3 separate regions of the Homo sapiens genome follow, and all the other regions are linked to region 1. Evidence: chromatin contacts called from ENCODE Hi-C or POLR2A ChIA-PET data. All regions are on one chromosome and are shown on one strand. The core of a region is the stretch at or near the end of the contact, and the rest is flanking DNA. Distances in the headings are between cores, read along the strand shown.

Region 1 (3,826 bases), core at 816-3,315:
TTACAATCCCTGAGCTAGATACAAAGGTTCTCCACGTCCCCATCAGATTAGTTAGATACAGAGTTTCCACACACAGGTTCTCCAAGGCCCCACCAGAGCAGCTAGATACAGAGTGTCGATTGGTGCACTCACAAACCTTCAGCTAAACACAGGGTGCTGATTGGTGTGTTTACAAACCTTGAGCTAGATACAGAGTGCCGATTGGTGTATTTACAATCCCTGAGCTAGACATAAAGGTTCTCCAAGGCCCAACCAGAGCAGCTAGATACAGAGTGTCAATTGGTGCACTCACAAACCTTGAGCTAAACACAGGGTGCTGATTGGTGTATTTACAATCCCTGAGCTAGATATAAAGACTCTCCACGTCCTCACCAGAGCAGCTAGATACAGACTGTAGACTGGTGCACTCACAAACCTTGAGCTAAACACAGGGTGCTGATTGGTGCATTTACAATCCCTGAGCTAGATATAAAGACTCTCCACGTCCTCACCAGAGCAGCTAGATACAGAGTGTCGACTGGTGCACTCACAAACCTTGAGCTAAACACAGGGTGCTGATTGGTGTATTTACAATCCCTGAGCTAGATATAAAGACTCTCCACGTCCTCACCAGACTCAGGAGCCCAGCTGGCTTCACCTAGTGGATCCCGCACCGTGGCTGCAGGTGGAGCTGCCTGCCAGTCCTGCGCCGTTTGCTCGCATTCCTCAGCCCTTGGGTGGTCGATGGGACTGGGCGCCTTGGAGCAGGGGGTGGTGCTCGTCGGGGAGGCTCGGGCCGCACAGGAGCCCACAGAGGGGGTGGGAGGCTCAGGCATGGCGGGCTGCAGGTCCCGAGCCCTGCCCCGTGGGAAGGCAGCTAAGGCCCGGCGAGAAATCGAGCGCAGCGCCGGTGGGCCAGCACTGCTGGGGGACCCAGTACACCCTCCGCAGCCACTGGCCCGCGTGCTAAGTCCCCCATTACCTGGGGCCAGCAGGGCTGACTGGCTGCCCGAGTGCGGGGCCCACCAAGCCCACGCCCACCCGGAACTCCAGCTGGCCCGCAAGCGCCGCAGGCAGCCCCGGTTCCCGCTCGTGCCTCTCCCTCCACACCTCCCTGCAAGCTAAGGGAGTGGGCTCCGGCCTTGGCCAGCCCAGAAAGGGGCTCCCACAGTGCAGTGGGGGGGCTGAAGGGATCCTCAAATGCCACCAAACTGGGAGCCCAGGCAGGGGAGGTGCCGAGAGCAAGCGAGGGCTCTGAGGACTGCCAGCACGCTGTCACCTCTCACCAATACTTGTCATGTGGATGGGAGACACTGTAAAAATAAAGTGAGGTGGAAGGAAAAGGTCTGTGAAAGCATACTTGTAATTCATAAAATACCATATAAATGAAAGTAAAGTTGTGTAATAATTCTAAACCAAAAATAAAATTCTAAGGCCCCCCAACCATCTGAATGGACTTTCTCCTGGCCAGGGCACTTTTAAAATTTAACCTGAAAGACTGGTTCGGGCCGTGATGGAAGGGGGTGGTCAGACATGCCTTGTTATACCTCTCCGGCATTAATATCAACACAGAATTCAGTCTGATAAGAAACATTTTACAGCCTATTCTCTCTCAAGCCCACTACCTGAAGGCCTCCTCTGCACATCAGAACTTTGGTCTCCATAATCCTTCATCTTAACCCAGACATTTCCTTTCTATTCATCCCAGGTCTTTAGATAAACTCAACCAATTGTCAACCAGAAAATTTTTAAATCTACCTGCAACCTGGCAGCCCCCTTCCAGTTGTCTTGCCTTTCTGAACTGAACCAGTGTATTTCCTAAATGTATTTGATTGAAGTCTCATGTCTCCCTAAAATGTATAAAACTAAGCTGCACCCCATTCGCCTTGGGTACACATTCTCAGGATCTCCTGAGGGCTGTGTCATGGGCCATGATCACTCATGTTTGGCAGAATAAATTTCTTCAAATATTTTACAGAGTTTGACTCTTTTTGTTGACATAATTATGCACCGAGACTTGGGAAAGAGAAGACACTTACCGCAGTGTATTTTAATACATATGACGTTGACTTCCTGCATTTTGGTGCACAGGTCTTCATTTTCCTGCCTCCGTTTCATGGTCACAAGATAGCTGCTGTACCCACATGTCAGGCCTCTGAGCCCAAGCTAAGCCATCATATCCCCTGTGACCTGCACGTATACATCCAGATGGCCTGAAGTAACTGAAGAATCACAGAAGAAGTGAAAATGGCCCATTCCTGCCTTAACTTATGACATCCCACCATTGTGATTTGTTGCTGCCCCACCTTAACTGAGCGATTAACCTTGTGAAATTCCTTCTCCTGGCTTAGAAACTCCCCCACTGAGCACCTTGTGACCCCCACCTATGCCTGCAAGAGAAAAACCCCTTTTGACTGTAATTTTCCACTACCCACACAAATCCTATAAAACGGCCCCACCCCTATCTCCCTTCGCTGACTCTTTCTGGACTCAGCCCGCCTGCACCCAGTTGAAATAAACAGCCTTGTTGCTCACACAAAGCCTGTTTGGTGGTCTCTTCACACGGATGCGCGTGACACCACAGAGTCACATTTATATTCCTGGCAGAAAGAGGAATATAAAGTAAAGGAAGAAGAAGGCAAATAAGCTTTGTCTTTTTATTCTGAAAAGGACACTACCCTCAGAAACCACCACCTTCATCTTATTGCTAAAAGCAGCGTCACATGACCAGCACAAGTGCAAATGAGGATGGGAAAGTGAGTTTTTAAATTGAACACATGGCTATTTCAAATAAAAGCAGGGTTCTATTACAAAAAATGGGGTGTGTGTGTGTGTGTGTGTGTGTGTGTGTATGTGTAGAGGGGGATATTTTTTAAATAGGCAACTAATAGTGTTGACTTCATCCAGCAATTTTACCTCCAGGAATGTATCCTATAGTGATATATGAGGACTAAGCTCTGATTTTTTTTTTTGCCCAAATTCCTATCTAAGGGGTCTGGGGAGTCATGCCCTACAAATCATCAATTCTCATCAGATGGGTTTTATTTAATCCTGTATATTGTGACTTACTTTCCAATCTGACTCTGGCATAACAAGGAAGAAAATCAAAATATTTTACTGCAAAACATGTTTCTCTGCCATATCTTGAAACAGCCCTGCAAAGTCTCTTGTGGGAAAAATCCACATTCTGTAGAGAATCCCCTTTCCCCCTTTGTTTTCCTTCCTTCCTTTCCAGATCCAGGAGATAATCAGCTAAGAGCCAGGCACCCTTCTAAGTTCAATAAGAAACATTTTACAACCTGCTCTCTCTGAAGTCAGCTATCTGAGAGCTTCCTCTGCACAATAAAACTTGGTCTCCACAATCCTTTATCTTAACCTGAACATTTTCTTTCCATTGATCCCCGGCCTTCAGATAAACTCAACCAACTGTCAACCAGAAAGTATTTAAATTTACCTATAGCGTGGAAGCCCCGGCTTTGCATTGTCCTGCCTTTCTGAACCAAACCAATGTATTTCTTAAATGTATTTGATTGATGACTCATGTCTCCCTAAAATGAATAAAACCAAGCTGGCCGGGCGCAGTGGCTGATGCCTGTAATCCCAGCACTTTGGGAGGCCAAAGTGGGCGGATCACGAGGTCAGGAGATCGAGACCATCCTGGCTAACACGGTGAAACCCCGTCTCTACTAAAACAAAAAATTAGCCAGGCGCAGTGGCAGGCACCTGTAGTCCCAGCTACTCGGGAGGCTTGAGGCAGAAGAATGGCGTGAACCTGGGAGGTGGAGCTTGCAGTGAGCAGAGATCACGCCACTGCACTCCAGCCTGGGTGACAGAGCGAGACTCCGTC
Region 2 (4,272 bases), core at 1,576-4,075, 330 kb after region 1:
TGTTTTTGTTTTGTTTGAGACAGTGTCTCGCTCTGTTGCCCAGACTGGATTGCAGTGGTGTGATTTCAGCTCACTGCAGCCTACACTGCCTGGGTTCAAGAAATTCTTGTGCCCCAGCCACCTGAGTAGCTGGGATTACAGGCATGCGCCACCACACCTGGTTGATTTTTGTATTTTTAGTAGAGACAGGGTTTTGCCGTGTTTGCCAGGCTGGTCTTGAACTCCTGGCCTCAAGTGATCAGCCTGCCTCGGCCTTTCAAAGTGCTGGGATTACAGGCATGAGCCACCGCACCTGGCCTAAGGTTAATTGTTTTTATAAGCAAATTATTTTGCTTTTGTGACCCAAAGCAGTACTCTCAGATACTTAGTGTAGCAATTTATTACTCAGATATATAACTTTTTACAAAGAGAATCATAGCAGAAAAGAACAAGGTAACGTGTTGTAGGGCATATGTTCTGAAGGAGCACTTGACCTTATCTTCTGACATCATGTAAAGATTTTGGCATTTAGTGTCATCATGTGCAACCATTGTTACTTTTTGCTACTGTATCATAATAATACTTAGTCGTATCAGTTTGATTAAATGCCTCCTTTGTATGGTTCCCAGCAGCATGGCTGTAGAAAGTATTCTCAAATTTATCAGGAGACCCAAGTTTTAATTCGGATTCCCTTTGTAAAAAGGCCTCCATTACTGGAGGCCAAATATAAAAACTTTTTTTTTTTTGAGACAGAGTCTCCTTCTGTCTCCTAGGCTGGAGTGCAGTGGCGCGATCTCAGTTCACTGCAACCTCCGCCTCCCAGGTTCAAGCGATTCTCCTGCCTCAGTCTCCCAAGTAGCTGGGATTACAGGCACGCATCACCATGCCTGGTTAATTTTTGGTGTTTTTAGTAGGGACAGGGTTTTGCTATGTTGGCCAAGCTGGTCTCGGACTCCTGAGCTTAGGCAATCCGCCTGCCTTGGCCTCCCAAAGTGCTGAGATTACAGGCGTGAGCCACCGTGCCTGGCCAAATATATAAAGTTTAAAAATAGCTCGCTTGTGTTCATTGCCTACCACATACTGGGTATTGTGCTAGATATTTAATATGCCAGATAGCATATGCCTCATTAGCCTATGAAGTAGAGGCTTTTATTATTATTTCCACTTACATAGATGAGAAAATTGCAGCACAGATAAATTAATTTGTCTAGCGATGGAACCAAAATCTCAGTCAGGCAGTGTGACTTCAAAGCTTGTATTGATAGAAGTTCTCCAAGTGCTTTAAATATATTAACTCATTCAGACTCACCAAGCTGTGCATTTTTAGTTTATAGAGTTGATATCAGTATTAAATAGGAATATGTATGTGTATGTATTTATATATGTATGCAGATGGTCCCTGACTTAACGATGGTTCATCTTAATGATTTTTTGACTTTATAATTATTTTTTGACTTTATAATTTTTTGACTTTATATAAACCATATTTTGGGTGCCCACACGTCTATTCTGTTTTTCACTTTCAGTACACCAGTCAACAAATTACATGAGCTATTCAACACTTTACTTTAAATAGGCTTTGTGTTAGGTGATTTTTGCCCAAATATAGGCTAATGTAAGTGTTTTGAGCATGTTTAAGGTAGGTGAGGCTAAGTAAGCTGTATTTGATAGGTTAGGCGTATTAAATGTATTTTTGACTTATGATATTTTTCAAACTATGATGGGTTTACTAGGACATAATCTCATCATCAGTTGAGGAGCATCTGTATATGTATGTGTTTAGATAGATATAATTAGATATCTATATATAATAGATTCTATGCTATGGGCATTGTAAGTTCTAAATTGCTTCAGTGGCATTATTGTACATTCTTACATAAGATTGAAGAATTTTGTGATTTTGATTAATTTATATCCTTCAAAGTGACCAGGAAGGTAGAGTTTGCATGCAGAAAATTTGCATGTATATTAATTCCATAAATAATGTTTGTAGTTAAATTTTCATTTTGTTTAAACATTTTTTACAAGATAGAGTTTACTCAGTGCTGTTATTTAGCAGCTGTGTGTATGACTTCATAATTTAGGGGGCTGTCTGTTTTGTGTTCTAAGCCACGTGGCTGCTGTGGTGACTGCTTTAGAAACTTTCAGTTCCCTTTGCTGTGAAACAGGTTTCAGTGCATCGTCCCTGTGTATAAGGTCAGGTTTCTTACATGGACTCACTCTGTTTCTGTAAATTTGTCTGAGAATTTTCAAGGCAGTGCTTTCATGGCCTCTCCTCTAATTTTGTGTGTGTGTGTTTGTGTGTGTCTGTGTGTGATGATGAAAAAGTCAAAAGCCCTAAAATTAAATCAGAGTTTAATCCATGTCCCTAAACTAGATAAGCTGCTTTAGACCTTTTCCTTATCCCTTACACGTCGCTCAGTAAATACTTGCTGATTGACTTTCAAATTCAGATTACTTTTACGCTAGCATACGGTGGGCACAAAGGGTTTTTTTGTTTATTTGTTTGTTTGAGACGGAGTCTCGCTCTGTCGCCAGGCTGGAGCGCAGTGGTGCAATCTCGGCTCACTGCAACCTCCTCTTCCTGGGTTCGAGCGATTCCTCGTGCCTTAGCCTCCCAAGTAGCTGGGACTACAGACAAGCGCCACCACGCCCAGCTGATTTTTGTATTTTTAGTAAAGACGGGGTTTCACCATGTTGGCCAGGATGCTCAAACCCCTGACCTCGCGATCCGCCCGCCTCGGCCTCCCAAAGCGCTGAGATTACAGGCGTGAGCCACCGCTCCTGGCCTGGGCACAGAGTTAAAAAAAAAATACTGGTAACAGAAAACTTGTTGGCGTGTTTCAGTTTTCAGAGTCTTCTATAAGGTCTTATACCAGCCGAGAAGCAGCAGAACCATCTGTCCGTGTACCGAGGACGGATCTCAGCAGCTCTCTGTTCAGTGGCTCCTGCCTTTGTAGTGGATTCCCTTGCTGTGCTGTAATTAAGTCAGCCGGCAGGAGTTCCTGTTTTGAGGGGGCCTCTCCCGGCTGGAGAAGTACCACTGCCTTTGTGTTACCTGCCATGTTATTGTGGAGTGGATAATTTTTTTTTCCTGCATGGGTCTTGGTTTAACAGCAGGATCCTCTGGGCTTCTTCCAAGAAGCACCACATTTCCCTGAAAATAAATGGCAGATGAATTATTTCTTGAGATTATGAAAATCTGTTAGATGAAAGCTTGCCTTTTTCTCATGTTCAAAACAATGCTAAATGCTTATAATTATACTCCCAATGAATTACTTCTTTCACTGGCTTCCTTTGCTCTGGCAAAGGTGGATTTTTTTTCCATGGCAGAGAAATTTTATAAAAAATGTAATATTTTAGAAAATGCCTAAATGTCAAGAATACAACATCTTGTTTGTTGTTGTTGTTGTTGTTTTGTTTGTTTTTTGATACGGAGTCTCGCTCTGTCGCCCAGGCTGGAGTGCAGTGGCGCAATCTCAGCTCAATGCAACCCCGCCTCCCGGGTTCAAGCAATTCGCTGCCTCAGCCTCCCGAGTAGCCTCCATTGAAGGAAGTGCCATAGTGTGGGAGGATCTTTTTATTTTCTACGCGCACCGTATTTGATTCTGTGTTTACAGGAACTGTGTCTGTAGACAAAAAGCAAAATGTTGGGGTTTAGTTTCTTCAGGTGAATAAAATGTTACTTGCATCTCCTCATTGTCACAGTGTTCGTATTACATACTTCGTGTGTGTAGTTTTGGCATTTAAGGAAACAGAGCTAAAAAAAAAACAAAGGACAATAACTGCATCAACAACATGTTATACACCAGAGGAAATGCGGCGACTTAGGTTCTGTGATGGGAAACCCGGATTTTTTTGTTGTACTTGAAATCTTCCGTAGAACGTACGTGTTTGCATGACCCAGAAAGGAAAACACATTGGAGGACTTTGTACTAGTTCCATTCTAATTCTGTAAAATTCTCACAAATTCAGGCATCTGTTAACCCTTCGAGGGCATATAAGTTCAGAGCCATGTTTTCTGTTTTGTGTCTTTCCCTTTGGCGGAGTGGTTACCTTTTCTGAGCCCTTGGCTTGCTTTCTGTGAACATAAGGCGCTCCATCTGCCGCTTTAAAGTGAAGATTTATAATTCAAACAAGACAGCGTTTCGATGTTGCACTCCTGTCTTATTAGATATCAACTTAAAGTTAAGAAAATGGAATTATTCAAGGCCTTGTTATCTAGTTTATAGCTTATTCAGAATTTATATTTCTGATTTTTTTTTGTCCTGATGACTGCCTGTGACTAATTTG
Region 3 (4,175 bases), core at 1,572-4,071, 470 kb after region 1:
GGGAGCCAGACTTGGAGCCCCTATGTGGAACTTAGTCTCCAAGGAAAGAAAGCATGTTCTCATCCTACAAACACTCCATTTTCTCCCTGAATTAGTGTCCTTTCTTTGAACCAGATGAGACTTCGCTCAGAGCTGGAGGCTATGGCCCCTTAGTTCTGTTTCCACAGTGCTTCCAGCCCTCTCCCCAGTTTGGAGGCCCCCAAAATGAGGCGCTTATCTCTTTGATTTTGTGAAAGAAAATGCACAGTTCGTCTATTTGGGGCTTCTGAAAGATGTTAGGCCCTGAAGAAGGTTGACTGGGAGACTGAGTGGGGAGTGACAGACCATGACCTTAATTACTGACCTTTTGTTATAGATTAACTTCCTTCCTATTTTATTGTTCCTGGCCCAGACCAGATAGCACTTGAGATAAAAGATCCCTTGATTATTACATCCTTAATGTGGAATGTTAAATACTCCCTTCCCCCAAGGAATCACTGCCTAAAACCAGTCAGATTGCTGCGACTGTGCACTAACCTTGTGTGGAAAATGCTGTCATCCTGTTAAGCTTCCCCATACCGTGCCTGTATAAACAATCCTCAAACCTCGCTGCTTCAGAGCACTAACCCCATCTTTTTGGAGTCCTCCTGGGTGACCCTCCTCAAACTTTGTGCTCAGTATTTTAATCCTATTGCCTGGATCTCGATTTAAAGTTGATAATTTTCAGAGAATTCTTCATTTTCTCTTTGCATATTTTATTGTTTCCTTTCCATCTGTTTTTCTTTTACTTACTGCCTGAAGCCAAGAGACAATGTCAAGGTGTCTTAGTGAAAGGAGCTCATACTTAAGGGTTCCTGGGTCAAAACCTACATCTCTCATTTCTTAGCTCTATGATCTACCTGTTTCCTTAATCTCTCTGGGCCTCAGTTTACCCATTATTGTAGTAAAACATGTACTACAAGTTACTTTTTATTTAACTACTTATGCCATATTTAATTCCCAACCACTAATATTACATATTAGTTATATATTGTTAAATCATAATGTTCTTTCACTATTTCTTTTATGACTGAGAAATTTCTTTTCAATGTATAAATCATATACATGTTGCTCCTGGACAAAACTGAGGGTCAGGCTGCTACTTCTCCTGGCCCAATAATGAGATGCAGACAAACTGGGGAAGAGAGGTTTTATTTTTGCATTTGGTTACAGGGAGAAGGCCTAGAAATTGTCACCACACCAACTCAAAATTACAAAGTTTTCCAGAGCTTATAAACCTTCCAAGCTGTATGTCTACATATAAGTGTGCATTCATCTAAAGACATAAGTGATTAACTTCTTTTAATCTATAACTAAGATCTGAGTCCTGAAGACCTTTCTCTGGAGCCTCAGTAAATTTACTTAATCTAAATGGGTCCAGGTGCTAGGGTGATTACCCTTATCTTGTCTCCTGCTAAATCACAGAGGTTTGGGGAGTTCCTTCAGACCTCCAATAAACTTGTGTGTGGAGGCCTGGGGAATTTCTTCAGACTGACAATAAAACTTGTTTATTCCAGTCTGGCCAACATGGTGAAACCCTGTCTCTACTAAAAATACCAAAAAGTTAGCTGGGCGTGGTGACGTGCACCTGTAATCTCAGCTACTAGTGAGACCTGGCCTGCCACAATGTGGTTAAGGAAACATATTAAAACATTTTTAAAAATCAAGATTTTCCATTTCAATGGCCTTGTAATTGATTGAAAAGTTTATTTTGAGTCACATGGTGTTCTAGACTCTTGTGGAGGGTTTAGATTGGAAAATAAGTAATGACAGTGAAGCAGTTGTTATGTTCGTATAAAAGAAAGAAAAGAAAAACCCACAGGACTTTATTTGGTTTTAAAAGTCTATCTGCAAAGATATAGTTTATAGGAAAATTCAATTCCAAATGTTTCTCATTGCTCTGGAGTGTGTGAAGAAGAGGCCTAAGAATATTCTTAGGAAGGCAAAAACTTTCAGATGCAGTTCATATGCTTGACACCTCTGTTTCACTTTTGGCTGACTTGTGTAGTCTGATTTTTGGTCACTGACAGGCTCAGCATCATGAGTGTGCAAGACGTAAGGGAGGCAGGACCTTGTCTTTTCAATGGTGTCTTCCTGGGTGGCTGCCAGAATTCATCATTATTGCACTCTACTCTCATAGCCTCGATTTCTGTTTTTGTTTGCTTTTACTGAAATTGGAGTAGTGACACAGAGTCAGATCATTGAAAAGACTCACAAGATTCCAAAGGGTATACTGGTAGAGTATAAACTGGAGGATAAGGTACAGCGGGAGAAAGCAAGTACCAGCAGACACAGAGGGGGCTGAGACTCCTGCAAGCAGCGCCTTTCCTCAGGCTCACTGGATGTGCTCTGTGTTTGGGTGTGAACCACCAAGATGCATGCATGATATCTGTTTTCAGGGAAGCCAAGATACAAGTGTACAGAAAAGCCATTATACCCCCGTCACATTGCTGAAACTGGATGATTAAACCACGTACCAAGCGGTGTCTAAATTTCAGTAATAATGATCAGCTAGTAGAGGGTGCCTCAAGGCAGTTTCAGACTTTAAATAACATAGTAGAAATCACTAGCTAGTCCATTTCATCCTTATCATTGTTGCAGAACTTTCTCCTTAGTTCAGCTAAAACCGGGTTCTTGTCACACAACCGGAAAAGATTAGGCTCAGGGACACATAGAAGGGTGAGGGGCAGAATTTATTGGGTGAAAAGGAAAAAGGAAAAAGAACTCTCAGCAAAGCGAGAGGGAGTCTTGCCAACAGGCCCTCCACCTCACAGACTGAACACCAGGCCACCACACAGGAACTGAAGAGGCCAGGCTCCTCCCCGCTGAACAAGCGTAAACTTCTCTTGGCTCCACCCTCTTCCCCCAGTGTGCAGGTGGGCATTATTCAGAGAGAATCAGCTGAGAAAGGGCAGGCTTTATCCGGGACCAGCAGTCCAGTTCTTCAGCCTTCAGGCTCTTTTAGGCTTGAAGGCAGGGTTTCGTGGGGGACCTTGGTAAGAAGAGTTCTTTTCGACACTTTAATGTAGATTGTAAGAGGTAGAAAAAAATTGATCACATTTAACATATAGTTACTTAAAAACACATCTTTGAGTTTTCTAGACTTCTAATATGATTGTAGAAAATCAGCGTGGCAGCCAACTTAAGACAGATCAATACCTCGAAGTCTGTAACTTTAATAAGAACATCAGAACTGAAATTCTATATTAGTTACCCTATTGTACTCACAGTCATGGAATACAGAACAGGAAAGATTCTGGAAACACATTTTGATAGTCAGGGTCACAGATATTGCTCTGTTTCAGTAACCAGGTTTTCTACTTATGAAAGTTATTTAAAAGGCAATGAATATTCAAAATGTGAGCAGCTATTGCTACCATTAGCTCCAGAATCAGTTCTGAAGAATTTGTAGGAAGTCATCTTGAAAATAATAAAGCAATATATTTTTCAGAAATAGTATCCACTAAATCATAATCTGAGGCCACTTTACTGAGGCGTTTATATTTATATTTATATTAATTTGTTATTTTACACAGAAAGGGAAACTATGACCTAAAGACAGAGATAACAATAATCTGATTAGCATTAGCCACCCCATTCCAACAACAAATCACGTTAATAAGGCATTTTTAGAAGTAGCAAAGCATAGTGGTTAAGAACATATGTTCTAGAACTAGACAGTCTGAGTTTGACTCCTGATACCACTTATTTTATTCTAAAACTTTTGGCAAATTATTACATAACCTCCCTTGCCTCAGTTGGCCAAGCTGTAAAATGGGACTAATAATGGTGTCCAACTCACAGGATTGCTATGTAGGCTAAAAGGTTAAAAGAGTTTTATATTTCTAAAACAATGTGCTTGTAATAGTCTTGGCACATTGTAAACATTGTGTAAGTGCTTATTAAAAATAAATTCATGCTTGTAATTGAAGATCGCCATATGAGATACACATTCTAGTGATCTATATGTTTATCATTAGATATATGATATATACACACACTCATATTTCAGTCCCCTGAGGGATTAACTTTTAATCCCTTGATTTGCAAATCAAGTTGTAAATTACACGTATAAATAAAATACCTTTGTAGTGATTCGTTCATTATAAAATTATGCTAACTATGTTGGTTTTCATGTAGGCATAAGCTGGCTCTAT

Evidence for each region. A loop is a pair of places that touch in the nucleus more often than their neighbours do. ChIA-PET counts read pairs that join two places held with the same protein, here RNA polymerase II (POLR2A). Pooled maps may share reads with other maps.
Region 2: a map with no recorded cell type shows a loop between it and region 1 (9-fold over the local background). The contact joins two enhancer-like sites. A Hi-C loop is called at or near these places in 19 of 37 single-sample maps with no recorded cell type and 12 of 50 pooled maps.
Region 3: a loop to region 1 is called in a map with no recorded cell type, with 4 times the contacts of the local background. The contact joins two enhancer-like sites. A Hi-C loop is called at or near these places in 7 of 37 single-sample maps with no recorded cell type and 3 of 50 pooled maps. POLR2A ChIA-PET finds 5 or more read pairs at or near these places in 2 of 52 experiments (WTC11 and activated B cell).

What each region holds. Positions count from the first base shown.
Region 1 is chr12:31,805,091-31,808,916 of GRCh38, forward strand. No RefSeq gene overlaps it. Among named protein-coding and RNA genes, the nearest start is that of H3-5, 15 kb to the left of the region's middle. Within about 2 kb of position 2,066, at least 5 of the 41 ENCODE cell types and tissues checked have a DNase peak (open chromatin) inside an H3K27ac peak, as active enhancers do.
Region 2 is chr12:32,137,091-32,141,362 of GRCh38, forward strand. The region is part of intron 1 of BICD1 (BICD cargo adaptor 1); the gene reads left to right. Among named protein-coding and RNA genes, the nearest start is that of BICD1-AS1, 32 kb to the left of the region's middle. RefSeq lists an enhancer at 2,856-2,905. Within about 2 kb of position 2,826, at least 11 of the 41 ENCODE cell types and tissues checked have a DNase peak (open chromatin) inside an H3K27ac peak, as active enhancers do.
Region 3 is chr12:32,271,095-32,275,269 of GRCh38, forward strand. All of the region lies in intron 2 of BICD1 (BICD cargo adaptor 1), which reads left to right. Among named protein-coding and RNA genes, the nearest start is that of FGD4, 130 kb to the right of the region's middle. RefSeq lists a silencer at 368-568. Within about 2 kb of position 2,822, at least 10 of the 41 ENCODE cell types and tissues checked have a DNase peak (open chromatin) inside an H3K27ac peak, as active enhancers do.